2 separate regions of the Homo sapiens genome follow, and region 1 is linked to region 2. Evidence: read pairs that join two places in POLR2A ChIA-PET (ENCODE). Cell type or tissue: Caco-2. All regions are shown on one strand. Each heading gives the region's core, and the rest is flanking DNA. Links, peaks and the distances in the headings are about the cores only.

The links. ChIA-PET counts read pairs that join two places held together with the same protein. Peaks named below come from ENCODE experiments on the same cell type or tissue, not always from the same donor. Only the 100,000 strongest peaks of a DNase experiment are listed, where the experiment ranks them.
Region 1: POLR2A ChIA-PET joins it to region 2 with 11 read pairs; 3 of 35 experiments call an interaction of 5 or more read pairs at or near these places.

Annotation. Positions count from the first base shown.
Region 1 is chr1:161,080,978-161,085,977 of GRCh38, reverse strand. All of the region lies in intron 1 of NECTIN4 (nectin cell adhesion molecule 4), which reads left to right. It overlaps NECTIN4-AS1 (NECTIN4 antisense RNA 1), which reads right to left and starts at 2,152. Exons shown (of 4, transcript NR_183641.1): 1 at 1,900-2,152; 2 at 1,166-1,326; 3 at 950-1,041. In Caco-2, for the core only: no CTCF peak of the experiment used is centred there; DNase peaks (open chromatin) are centred at 1,567, 2,347 and 2,840.
Region 2 is chr1:161,385,317-161,394,333 of GRCh38, reverse strand. LOC124904443 (a long non-coding RNA gene) reads right to left here and starts at 8,934. Exons shown (of 2, transcript XR_007066693.1): 1 at 8,736-8,934; 2 at 6,827-7,872. RefSeq lists a silencer at 4,053-4,272 and an enhancer at 4,453-4,652. In Caco-2, for the core only: no CTCF peak of the experiment used is centred there; a DNase peak (open chromatin) is centred at 4,243; H3K4me3 peaks cover 1,403 bases.

The DNA.
Region 1 (5,000 bases), core at 1-5,000, 310 kb after region 2:
CGTGGTGGCTCACGCCTATAATCCCAGCACTTTGGGAGGCCAAGGCAGGTGAATCCCTTGAGGCCAGGAGTTTGAGACCAGCCTGGGCAACACGGCAAAATCCCGTCTCTACAAAAAATACAAAAGTTAGCCAGGCATGGTAGTATACCTGTGGTCCCAGCTACTTGGGAGGATTGCCTGAATCCAAGGAGACTGAAGTTGCAGTGAGCCATGATCGCGCCACTACACTCTAGCCTGGGTGACAGAGTGAGACTCTGTGTCAAAAAAAAAAAAAAAAAAAGAGGAGGCGAAGTTCAGAACTGGGGAGACATCTGCCATGCCTCCTAAAGGAAGGCCGTGGAGAAGGCGGCTGAGGTCACTCTTTCACTGGAACAGGCAGCCTCTGGCCTCAGGAGATTTTCTCATAGTTTTCTGGCCACCCCCACCCCCTTCCCTCTAAATCTGGTGTGTCCTGAGAGCTGGAGTTGAGGCTGTGATTTGGGATGGGGCAGAGCTGGCCATGGTGGGTGGAGGGGCAGTGTGGAGCAGGGGTTAGGATCTCAGGAGTTTGGGAGAAGCTGAATCCTGGTTCTCCCACCCACAGTGTGGCTGTTGTGGTGACTCAGCCAGGCTCAGACTCTGGCTCCGGGGGGTTTAGGGGACTTATCTGTGCTGGGAGCTGTGTCTGGGCCAGAGTGGGGCTGCCTCAAGGCCTGTCCTCCCCATTGTTCTCATCTCCCTTTGTGATTGTGTGGCCCCCCTCCCCAGACACTAATCTGTGGGTGGGCGTTTTGCCCAGGCTGGGAAGCTCTCACTAAGCTGGGGGGCTTAGTACAATGGGGGGTAAGTGAGGGAGGTGGATGAAGGCGGAGAGGGAATCTTCTGGTTTTTAAAGTTCCTTAGCACTCCAAGGCCAAGGTTATGGGGCAAAGAGTGGATGGAAAGGGGTTTGCTGGGTTGTTTGTGTCACCTGTCCTGGATGGTGAGCTTCGGTGCGTCCCTCCTAGGTCCTTTCTCACCCCAGACTCACCCACATACTCCAGCTCTCGGTGGAGATTGTTGCTGTCAGGTAAGGGGAGGCAGGAGTTAACAAAGGAGCATGAGACCCTAGACAGCCTGGACCCCTCCCCCTAGCCCCAGGCAGGATTCCCCTCACCCCCCCAAACCCACACCAGACAACCCTTACCCAGGCCTGGAGCCAGAGCTGGTTTTTCTGGTGGTGGCAGCAGCAGAGCCCTGACAGAGATTCCCAGGGAGAGGCCTCCTTGGGGGGCCAGAGCTGCTGAGGGGCCCAGGGGAGTGGCTGGGGGTAGTGGTGAGAAGGTTGGCAGTCCTTTTAGTAGGAACCTGAGGAGCAAGGGGAGAGGGAACATTTGTTTTGTTCTGCTGGGGAGTCCTTAATGGCAAGTTCCCATCACCTGGAGGGACAGTGACCTCATCTCTGGGTACTTCCACCTTGAGCCTGAGATTAATATGTCTTCAAGTCTTGGGGTAAGGTGGGGAAGGATGCTGGGGGTGACATTCCAGGCAGGATGCAGAGGCAAAGGCTCACAGCCACATACCACAGACCAAGGGCAGCTGAGACAGAGAGACATGTGGAAGCCAAGATAAACCGACAGCAAAATATTTACTATGTGTGCAGAGTTCCGCGAGACAAGAATGCACTCCATGCATACAGAGGGTGTGACATGCACACGGAATCATGTGTGCACACACATTCACACATACTGATACACAGCTCTTCCCTCTGGACACAGACAAGTAAGTACGTATATGCCCCTAAGATAAGACATGAACACATATATGTGCCAAACACCCACCAGTTTATGCAAGAAGATAGCCTCACATGCGTTTGAACCAGCACTAAGATTGGCCAGGCCCTCAGCCACAGCTCCCCATACACAAAAAACTCATACTTACTCCCTTCCTCCTTCTCACAGACCCACCTCTACGATCCCCTACATTCACATCTGTAAGTCCCAGCAGGGGATACTGATGGAGAAAGGCCCCTCATAAAGAAAAGATACTTCCTTAAAGATGCTCTTGATGGCTGGGTGTCAGCAAGTGCCAGCCTCAGTTTCCCCTCCTGAGATCAGAGGCCAGGCTCACATAGGAAGGAAAGTTGAGACCCAGGCATAGGGTGGGGAAGAGCCAGCCAGCCCAAACCTGGAATGGAGGGCCTGTCTGGGAGCGGGCGGGGTACACAAAGGGCTGGGCTCCAAAGAGGCCCGTGGGGGCCTGGCCAGGGTGGGGGAGGCCAAGGGCAGGGATCCCGTCTGGCCAGTTGGGCCTGTTCTCTCCCTTGCGCAAGGTGGTGGTGGCTGTGGCTAGGCTTGCTGCTGTGAGGCAGCTTCTGAGTCACCAAGGCTCCTGACCAGCGTCCTGGTACTCCAGGGAGGAGGGGTGGGAGGGTCAGAGGGAGGAGTGTCTAACCAGCCGGAGTCCACCAGCCTCAGTAAACAATTTGCAACAGAAGGGTCCCTGGGCTTGGCCTGGCCTGGCCACCACATGCCCTCAAGGTGACCTCACCAGGCAGGCAATGTGTCTCCTTTGGTCTGATGACATCATCATGCTGACGCCAGGCTGACACTGGGTGGAGGAGAGAAGGAGGAGGCAGTCCTGGCCTGCCCTGGCCTGGAAACCTGGACTTCTGGGTCTGTTTAGACAAGGACAGGGATTCTAGGGCCCAAATTCTATTTTCTCTTCTCTTGTACCCTAGGGTGGTAGGGGGGTATGCAGCTGGAGGAGGGTGTTGCCTCAGGCTGAGATGTTCCTACTAAGTAGTGGATTTAGAACAATGAGGATCTGTGGGAGATATCCAGAAGGGAATTTCCTGTTTTACTGGGTTCCTCGGTCTGTGAAGCTTCAGTGTGTCCCCTAGGGGTGGGGATCGTGGACTCACAGGTGAGAACATGGAGGATTGACATTCAGGCATGCGCTGGGTATCTAATGCCTGCTGTACCCTAAGAAGGTATTTTCCAAGGGAAATATAGGTGATTAGTGGTGGGGAGGCAGCAGGTGGTTGGCTAGTATAGGAATAGGGATGGAAAATATGCCATCTGATATTGTCTCAGAAATAGTCTTTAGAAAGGTTTGAGTGTCCTAATGGGGCAGGTCTTGGGATCCCTGTGACCTTCACAGACACCAGCGTTTGAAGCAGAGGATATGTTGTGCTGGAGATCCCCTACCCAAGCTCACTCACAGCCCTTCCTTGGCAGCCCTGTTCTTTCCAGTGCCAGGAGGAGAAAAAGCCTGGGAGGGGTGCGGGTGGTTAGCTGGACTCCCAGGCTGGGCTGGGTGGGACCAACATTAGCTTAGGCAGGTCAGGGCTCTGGTATCTGGCCCTGCAGGTCTATCCTGTCCCATCTGGGCCCTCTCAGCATCCTTCTTCCCTCTCCTTCTGGTAGCAGGGCCACAGGAACCCCTTCCTGTGCTCTATGTGCTGCCTCACTAAAACTCTCTGATCCATTCTGGTGGGGCTTCATTTCCTCCCTCCATGCCTGCCTCCTTCCATCCCTATTTTTTTCCTCTGTCCAGTCTGGAGGTGCTCCCTTTGGCAGTGAACCCAATTAGCTAGCCCAGCCTATCCTGCCTCCACCCCAAGGTTACCATGTAATGTTCCTCCCTGGCCAGCCCAATGCTTGTTCCTCCTCATTTTTTTTGGTGGCGGGGGGATGGTGTCTTGCTTTGTTGCCCAAGCTGGAGGTCAGTGGCATGATCTTAGCTCACTGCAACCTCCACCTCCTGGGTTCACCAGTTCTCCTACCTCAGCCTCCCGAGTAGCTGGGACTACAGGCGCCCGCCACCACGCCCATCTAATTTTTTTATTTTTAGTAGAGACAGGGTTTCACCATTTTGGCCAGGCTGGTCTCAAACTCCTGACCTCAGGTGATCTGCCTGCCTCAGCTTCCCAAAGTGCTGGGATTAGGGTGTGAGCCACTGTGCCCAGCCTGTTCCTCCTCATTCTACACTTTCCTTCTGTCTCTCTCATTTATTAATTCACCTGTTCATTCATTCACTTGGTCAATAAATGTTGACGGAACCCACATACCACTGAGCACTAAATCAGAAACAATGGTTCCAATGGTGATGTGAGGCCCAGAAAATAGGGATAAAGTGCTGTGATGGGAATGAAAGCAGGGTGCTGGGGAGCACAGAGGAAGGGCACCTAATGCTGCCTGGGGTGGGGGTGGGAGGAGGGAGGACTCCTGCTGGAAATGATGTCTAAGCGGAGTCTTAAATGATGAGTAGGTGCTACCAGATATAGGGAGGAGGGCATTCCAGGCAGCGGGTACGGTGTGAGCAGAGGTGAGGAACAACAAGGTGTGTGGCTTGCTGGGCAGAGGCAGGGACAACACACTGTTGGGGGTTGCTGGGGCACGCGTTCCAAGGCAAGGAGCTCCTGCCATCCCAGCATGTTCCTTTGCTCTGCCCCCAGGCCCCAATCCCCATATTTCACTTTTGATTCCATGACTCCAAATTTATTTCTTCCCAAAAATGAACATCCTCAGGCCCTGTCTCCCTCATAAGTTACTCATCCTAGAAATTTAGGAGCTGCCTTTGAGTCTTTCCTCTCCTTCATCTCTCTTTCTGGTCAGTGACCAAATCCCTGTCAAATCTCCCCCCAGAACTGTCCCCTCCTCTCCACCCTAGCACTACTGCACCCAGGCTGCAGCTGCAGCCTTCAGTGACTGCCCCTCACCACTTGCTCATGGCACTCCCTGGCTAAGGAACCTTTAGTGACTCCCCATTTCCTCTTGACCAAGTATGAATTCCTTTGCTGGTATGGAAGTTCCCCGGTGATTTGGCCCCACCCTGTCCCAACCATATTTTCCACTCCTGCTCAACACACACACCCTGTCTTAGGCTGGGTCCTCTCCTCTTTGCTTCCTAAACAAGCCACCTTCTCCATCTCCTTGGTGTTTGCTCACCGTGGTTCCTGATTTAGAATGCCTTTCTAGGCCTCTCTCCCTCCTAATCCTACCCAACTCATGCATGGGGCCCTCCCAAATGATTCAGTC
Region 2 (9,017 bases), core at 1,528-6,527:
GAGGTGATTCCTAGAAGATGGGGGCCAGTTTCCAGAGAAACCAACCAGATGATCAGAGGGCTGGAACTTTCAGCTCCATCGCCAACCTCTGGGGAGGAGAAAGGGGCTGGAGATTGACTCCAATGGTCAATGATTTCATCAATTCTGTCTAAGTAATGGAACCTATGTTCAAACCCTAAACAACAGGGTTCCAAGAGTTTCTGGCTTAGTGAACACACTGTGGTGCTGGGAAGATGGCAAGCCTAAATAGAGCATGGATGCTCCAAGCCCTCACCCATACTTGCCCTCGGTGCATCTTCCATTTGGCTGTCCATCTGTAAACTTTGTCATATTCTTTATTTTTTTATTATTATTATTGCAGACAGAGTCTCACTCGTTTTCCAGGCTGGAGTGCAGTGGCACGATTTCAGCTCACTGCAACCTCCACCTCCTCAGTTCAGGCGATTCTCTCAGCCTCCCCAGTAGCTGGGATTACAGCGCCTGCCACTACACCCAGCCAATTTTTGTATTTTTAGTAGAGATGGAGTTTCATCATGTTGGCCAGGCTGGTCTTGAACTCCTGACCTCTCAGGTGATCCACCCACCTCAGCCTCCCAAAGTGCTGGGATTACAAGCATGAGCCACTGCGCCCGGCCTTGTCATATTCTTTATAATAAACCGGTAAATGTAAGTAAATGTCTCCCTGAGTTTGTGAGCCATTATGGCAAATTATCAAACAAGAGGAGGGTGTTGGGAAAGCCCCAGTTGATAGCCAATTGGTGAGAAGTACAGATGAGAATCTGGAACTTGTGATTGACATCTGAAGTTAGGAGCAGTCTTGTGAGCCTGAGTCCTTAACCTGTGGGAACTTCATTAATTCCAGGTAATTAGTGCCAGACTTGAGTTAGATGGGAGGACACACAATTGGTGACCATTGAGAACTGGAGAATTGCTTGGTGTGGAAAACCCACACATTTGATGTCAAAAGTGTGTGGGCAGAGGAAACAGTTTTTATTTAGTATGTCAGATGTGACAAGTGCTAAAGAGAAATAAAGAGGGAAACAGAAGATGAAATATCTGGGTGTCTTTGTATGTGGAATTTTAGATAGTGTGGCCAAGGCAGGCCCCCTGAGAAGTAACTTTTGTGTTAAGACCTAAAGGAAGTGAGGGAACTAGCCATGTAGACTATCTAGAGGACAAGCTTCCAGGCTGAGGGGCTACAAAGTGCAAAGGTTCTGTGGCAGCAGCAAGCTGTTGTGTCCCAGAAACAGCAAAAACCAGTGTAGCCAGATCAGAGTAAGCTAGGAGGAGGTGAAGGGTCTTGTGGAACACAGCAAGGATTTTGGCTTTCACTTTGCATGATGGGATCCTGGGGAAATGCATTTCCCTGCAAGTACAACAGGGAGAGTTAGGGCAGGGAATGGATCTCAGAGCAAGAAATATAAATGTGGTACATGTGGTTTCACTGGGGCTTCTTGATGGTATGGGAGAGGGAAACTACAGCCAAAGAGCAGCAAGAAAGGAATAACTACAGTTCCCGTGGTGGCCCTGCTTTCTCCTCTGTTCTGATCCCAAAGTGGTTGATTCCTTCCCCTCACCCTTGTCTCAGACCAACCACTCTAGCACTCCTAGTTTACCCATTCCATTAGCTCCTTTATAAGCAGACACCAGCAACATGAGGCAGTAGGGGAAGAAAAGGATAGGACAAATTCCTCGGAGCTCTGTGGATCTTGAAAAGAGTCCATCCCTGTTGGTCAGAATATTTCAGGACTTTACGGAGAGCACAGTGAAATAGTAAGAGTGATGGGCCTGTGCCACCCAGTCGGGCCAGGATCTTCTGAAGTCTGATCCTAGCCAGGTGCACTGGGGCACACCTGTAGTCCCAAAGACTTGGGAGAATGAAATGGGAGGATCACTTGAGCCCAGGAGTTTGAAGCTGCTGTGAGCTATGATTGCGGCACTGCATTCCATCCATGGGTGACAGAGTGAAACTCCATATCAAAAAATATACACAAAAAACAAAGTCTGATCCTTGCTAGGATACAAGAGGGAAATCCAGCGGCAGATAGACAGGCCTTATTTATGAAAACAAACAAGACCATGGCATCCCATGGAATTTCTAAGGTACATTTTATAATGGGACCCCTTGAGATTTTACCACACCAGCATTTTTAGTGACTGAAAGGATGAAAATTCTGATCAGGCCCTTGCTTGCTTGCACTTGTGTTTTGCCCAATATTCCTTCTATAATATAATTATAAACTGCTGATGTACTGTTTTCTTTGTCAAGCAAAAGAATATAACTTCAGGGTCTTGAAAAAAAAATTGCAGAAGGAACAGGCATAGTGGCTCATGCCTGTAATCCCAGCACTTCGGGAGGCGGAGGCAGGCAGATTACTTGAGGTCATGAGTTCGAGACAACCTTGGCCAACATAGTGAAACATCATCTCTACCAAAAAAAAACAAAAAACAAAAATTAGCTGGGTGATACGTGCCTGTAGTCCCAGTTATTCAGGAGGCTGAGGTGGCAGAATCGCTTGAACCTGGGAGACGGAGGTTACAGTGAGCTGAGATCATGTCACTGCAGTCCAGCCTGGGCAATAGAGTGAGACCCTGTCTCAAAAAAAAAAAAAAAAAAAAGCAGAAGATTCGGATGAATTACTTTAAGGATGTTATGTCCAATTGCTGATGCCCAGAAGTCTGGTTGTTCAAGGCATTATCGGAGACTGAAGAAACATAGACTTTTCCCCTCAGGTCTCTGAAACTCCCCCTCCTTTACTCTCCAGCTGCATAAAAACTCCCCACTTCGGGCCAGGCACAGTGGCTCAAGCCTGTAATCCCAGCACTTTGGGAGGCCGAGGCCGGCAGATCACCTGAGGTCAGGAGTCTGAGAACAGCCTGGCCAACATGGTGAAACCCTGTCTCTACTAAACATACAAAAATTAGCCAGGCGTAGTGGTGCACACTGTAATCCCAGCTACTAGGGAGGCTGAGGCAGGAGAATCACTTGAACCTGCAGCCTCGACGTTCCAGGCTCAAGGGATTCTCCCACCTCAGCCTCCTGAGTAGCTGCGACCACAGGCGACTGCCACCACACCCAGCTAATTTTATTTTATTTTGTAGTGACAAGTCTTATTATATGCCCAGGCTGGAAATTCATCTTTTAATTCCCATAGGTGAGCCCTCTGCCAAAACAGTAGTAAAAAGCTGGAAGTACTTTAAAGCCCAGCTGTAGAAAGAGTTTTAAATCACTCATTTTGCATGTCATCCTGCTCTTGGACAGATTCAAGACTTACTGCTAACTGAAAAGATGGGTGAAGAGTAGTGTGTAGTGTGGGGTTTTTGAGTAAGGGGAAAATGGAGGAAATATATTTATGCATATTAATATATATACATGTATGGGAACCTCCCACACGAGCGGGTTCCCAAAATATTAGGAAAAATAACAATAAAAATAATGCAAATACAAACAACACAGTATAACTACATTGTATTAGGTATTACAAGTAATCCATAGCTGATTTAAAGTGTGTGGGAGGATGTGCGTAGTTGTAGGTAAATACTATGCCATTTTATAGGAGGGACTTCAGCATCCGCAGATTTTAGTATGGGGTGCTTGCTGTCCTGGAGCTAATCTGCCTGCGGATACCGAGGGACGACTGGAGATCATCTAGGAAGGGCACGCAAAAACCCTAACAGTGGTTGCTTCGGGGAAAGAGAATGGGGGAACTCAGGGTAGGGATGCAAAAGAGACTTGCCGCCGCGAATCACGCCGAGGTGCCCCGCATCCAGCCCTGTGCTCCCGCCCCGGTCCAGGCGCGCTGCCAGGCAGAGTCCCTTGCCCAGCCCCAGAGAAGGCAGCCCATCTCCTGGGCACCGATCCTGAACGTCGGCCAACCTTGCAGGCCTAGCGAAGACCCCAAATTCGACGCGGCAGGCCTGAGGCCTGGGGAAAAAGTGACCCGAATTTCCCGCAATCTCAAGGACACCCAGGGGCGCTCCAGCCCCTCACAGCCCTCCTCCCTCATTCACTCTCACGCCTCGCCTCGCCTCCGGCTCCGGCCTCTCCGCGCCCAGTCACTCCCACGCCCCGTCACTCCCACGCCCCGCCCCTCCTCTCACCCGCGTAGTGCTCTCAGTCTCTCTTGCGCCCCGCCCTTCTGCCCTGCGTCACTCGTGAGCCCCGCCCCTCCTCTCGTCCCGCCCCCCTCTCGTCCCGCCCCTCCTCTCGTCCCTCCCCTCCGCTCGCCCCTCCCCTCCTCTCGTCCCGCCCCGCCCTTCTGCCCTTCGTCACTCGTGAGCCCCGCCCCTCCTCTCGCCGCGCCCCGCCCCACGGCTCGCAGAGGTCCGGAGCTTTCCCGTCAGCAATGAGTCAAGACCGGAAGTCTGGGAAAGGGTGCTCTCAGTTCCCGACAGCGGGGGCTGGACAAGACGGAGACGGTACTGGCAATACGTCGGTTGAAGGGAAGCGGAGCGGAGCACGCGCGGGCTGTGACGAGGGAGCGGAGAAACAGCTGTCCCGTTAGCCTCGTGTTGACGTCCCGGGTTCAGCCCCAGGAGGACGAAAAGACTGTGCCGTGTCCTTCCCGAGGGGAGTGGCGTTCCCATTGACCTGCATACCTCACCTCATACTCGTGCGTGGACGTGTTCCAGCCAAGTCCCGTTCACTCCAGCTCCTCCGTCTCCACCCTAATCCTAATTATTGGTGTTTCGTTTGAAAGGGTTCTGTGAATTTGTCAAGCAGGAAAATTTGGGGTCCGACAGAATTAAGCAATTCTCTTTAATTAAATAGCTTGCGGAGTCTTTAATTTGTTAATATGCATTTTTCTAATCGTAACTAACTTTTGCTTTACATTTACTTTTTTTTTTGAGACGGAGTTTGGCTCTTGGCTCTTGTTGCCCAGCCTGGAGTGCAATGGCGCGATCTCCGCTCACTGCAACCTCCGCCTCCCAGGTGCAAGCGATTCTCCTGGCTCAGCCTCCCGAGTAGCTGGGATTTCAGGCATGTGCCACCACGCCCAGCTAATTTTGTATTTTTAGTAGAGATGGGGGTTTCTCCGTGTTGGTCAGGCTGGTCTGGAACTCCCGACCTCAGGTGATCCACCCGCCTCGGCCTCCCAAAGTGCTGGAATTAAGGCGTGAGCCACCACCGTGCGTGGCCTGCTTTACATTTACTTTCTGTAAGGCTAAGTAATTTACAGTGTCATCTAATCCTTTTAATAATCTTATGAAGTAACCATTATCAAGATATTACAGATGAAGAAATAAAATTGTAGAGACATGCCCAAGATCCCCTTATATTAAGTGACGGAGCTAAATCCAAACCCAAATCATTTATACTGATTGCCCGCAAATCCCTTTTTACACTGGTGCATCACTTGAAACCAGTCCTACAAAGAATGTGCTTTTATCTTGGAGTCCTTGGAGAGGTAAACTGAGGTTCGAACCAAATAAAGGAACATGAGCCCCGGCCCTACCATGGAAGGGGTGGATTGCCTAGCTTCTTCTGGCCACAAGGTGAGGCAGTGAGGAAACTGCAGGAGGCTGGGTTTGGGGTCCCAGCAGTACTTCCTGCTGCCTTGAACAAATGCAGCTGCTCACTTTTACACCCCTTGCAGAACACTCCCCAAATATACCAGTGAAACCCTGAAGGCAAGGCCAGTGCTGGAAGGAATCTAAGCCTCCTGCTCCTGAGGGAAAGGATTTTATTTATTTATTTTTATTTTATTTTTGAGACGGAGTCTGGCTCTGTCGCCCAGGCTGGAGTGCAGTGGTGCTATCTCGGCTCACTGCAACCTCCGCCTCCCCTCCCGGGTTCAAGAGATTCTCCTGCCTCAGCTTCCAGAGTAGCTGGGATTACAGGCGCACGCCACCACACCCGGCTAATTTTTGTATTTTTGGTAGAGACGGGTTTCACCATGTTGGTCAGGCTGGTCTCGAACTCCTGACCTCATGATCCGCTCACCTGGGCCTCTGAAAGTGCTAGGATTACAGGCCTGAGCACCGCGCCCGGCCAGGAATGGATTTTAAAACCCTTAGGAGGCCGGGCACCGTGGCTCACGCCTGTAATCCCAGCACTTTGGGAAGCCGAGGCGGGCGGATCACGAGGTCAGGAGATCGAGACCATCCCGGCTAACACGGTGAAACCCCGTATCTACTAAAAATATTAAAAATTAGCTAGGCATGGTGGCGTTCGCCTGTAGTCCCAGCTATTCGGGAGGCTGAGCCAGGAGAATGGCATGAACCCGGGAGGGGAGGCGGAGCTGGCAGTGAGCCGATATCACACCACTGTACTCCAACCTGGGTGCGACACTCTGTCTCAAAAAAAATATAAATATAAATATAAATAAATAAATAAAAACCCTTAGGAGTAGGTGGTGAGAACTTCACCCAGCCCTATCAGGAGTTGGGGGTATGGAGAGAGGAATGGATTTTGAACAGATTTGACTCCCATCTCCTTCTAAGGGAAGATACATAGACAAGAATAAATGTCTTTTGTAGAAGTCTGGGAATAAGACAAGGAAGCCCACTGGGCAGGGACTTGGCAACTAGAGGCAAATAGAATGGTATGAGACCACGGACTTGAGAAGTTCATGTTAGGATGATACTCCAAAAGGCCCAGCAGAAAAAAGCTGCACCTTGCTCAGCACAGGGTACCCAGGGACAAGGCCAGTCCAACACATCGGAGAGCATTAGGGTGCCAGAGTCCAGCCACAGGGACCTGAGGTTGCCTCCGTTTTCTGCTACCTCTAGGTCATTGGTTGCTCCACCTTCACCAAGATGCTACCTCGGGGAAGATAAGGGAGTGTTCCAATTACCTATTGGTGTGTAACAAACCACTCCAAACTTACTGGTACAAAACAGCAACCAGTTTATTATGTCATGGATTCTGTGGGTCAAGAATTCGGAAAGGGTATAGTGGGGATGACTTGTCTCTGCTTCAGAATCACTGAGACTTCAGCTGAGAAGACTTGGAAGCCTGAGATGACTTAAAAGCTTGGGGCTGGAATCATTTGGAGTTGCTCATTCACATATGTAAAAGGTAAACTAAGGCACAAAAAAAAAATTTTAAGAGCTCATTTGACCAGCCGGGTGCTGTGGCTCATGCCTGTAATCCCAGCACTTTGGGAGGCCGAGTCGGGTGGATCACGAGGTCAGGATTTGAGACCAGTCTGGCCAACATAATGAAACCCCGTCTCTACTAAAAATACAAAAAATTAGCCAGGCGTGGTGGCACGCGCCTGTAATCCCAGCTACTTGGGAGGCTGAGGCAGGAGAAATGTGTGACTGGGGAGGCAGAGGTTGCAGTGAGCCGAGATCGCACCACTGCACTCCAGCCCAGGTGACAGTGCGAGACTCCATCTCAAAAAAAAAAAAAATAGAGTTCATTTGAATAGGAAGCAATTAATGAATTGGGAAATACCAAACCAAAAGAAGTTTAATTTTCTCATGACAAATCATCAGGGGCAAGTATTTATGGGGTAAATGTGGAGCAAAATAAATAATTTGATTGATTGCAATTTTACAGTTGCCTTATTCATTCATTCACCTTCTTGGAAAGTCCCTAGTTATATAAGTTTTTGGCTACTTCCAATTGGTTGAGCTTAAGTTTTGTTTTTCTTTAATACAGGCATTTACAAGAAATGGCTCAACATAAGTTTCCCTTGTGTTTGTAAATCAAGGTTGAGGTCACTTATGAGGCCTAACTGGTTTTGTCTGCTCAGAGATTCTTCAGGCCTGGTCTCCATTTTAATTTACTTCAACATATGTCTGAGGTTATGCTGGCTGTTGGCTGGGATCTCGGCTAGGATTGTCAGCAGGAACACCTACGTGGTTTCTCCATGAGGTTGCTCTGCTTCCTCATATCCAAGGTGGCTGGATTCTGAGTGACTCCTAAGACAATCAAGTGGAAGATGTATAACCTTTTTTGACCTTGCATCACTTCCACCTTACCTACAGGCCCACCCAAGTTCAAGAGGAAGGAATACAGACTCCACCTCTTAATGGGAGGAGTGTCACACTAAAGAAGAGCATGTGGTGTGGAATATCTTGTTACAACTCTCTTGAAAAAAGTACAACCTGGCTGGGCGCCATAGCTCACGCCTGTAATCCCAGCACTTTGGGAGGCCGAGGCAGGCGGATCACCTGAGGTCAGGAGTTCAAGACCAGCCTGACCAACATGGAGAAACCCCATCTCTACTAAAAATACAAAATTAGCTGGGTGTGGTGGCGCAGCTAACGTGGCTCCCAGCTACTTGGGAGGCTGAGGCAGGAGAATCGCCTGAACCCAGGAGGTGGAGGTTGCAGTGAGCCGAGATTGCACCACTGCACTCCAGCCTGGGCAACAAGAGGGAAACTCCCTCTTAAAAAAAAAAAAAGAAAAGAAAAATACAACCTGCCACAGCCATTAAATTTCAAAGTGGTTATACAGAAATAGATAACCAGGACTTAGTGCTATGGGGGTTTACTTAGTTCACCTAGGTAACTGCTTGGTATTGTTCGATTTGCTACAATGAAATCTGCTAGTATTCCTTCTCTAATTAAAAAAATAACTTTAGGCTGGGAGTGGTGGCTCATGCCTGTAATCCCAGCACTTTGGGAGGCCGAGTCAAGCAGATCACTTGAGCCCAGGAGTTCGAGACAAGCCTGGGCGACATGGTGAAACCCTGTCTCTATAAAAAATACAAAAATTAGCTGGGCATGGTGGTGCAAGCCTGTGGGCCTAGCTGCTCGGGAGGCTGAGATTGGAGGATCACCTGAGCCTGGGGAGGTCGAGGCTATAATGAGCTTCGATCTTGCCACTGCACTCCAGCCTGGGTGACAGAGTGAGATCCTGTATCAAAAAAAAAAAAAGTGTTTAAAAATAAATAACTTTAAAAGAAGACACCTGAAATTGTGGCCAGACCTAGATTCTCATTCTGATTCCAATATTAACTGATTATGACCTTGGGCAAATCAAGTTCTCAATATCTCAATTTAAAAATGTTTCTAAGTGAGATAAAATAATTTAAATATTCTCTTACAGTAGCTGGAAAAGG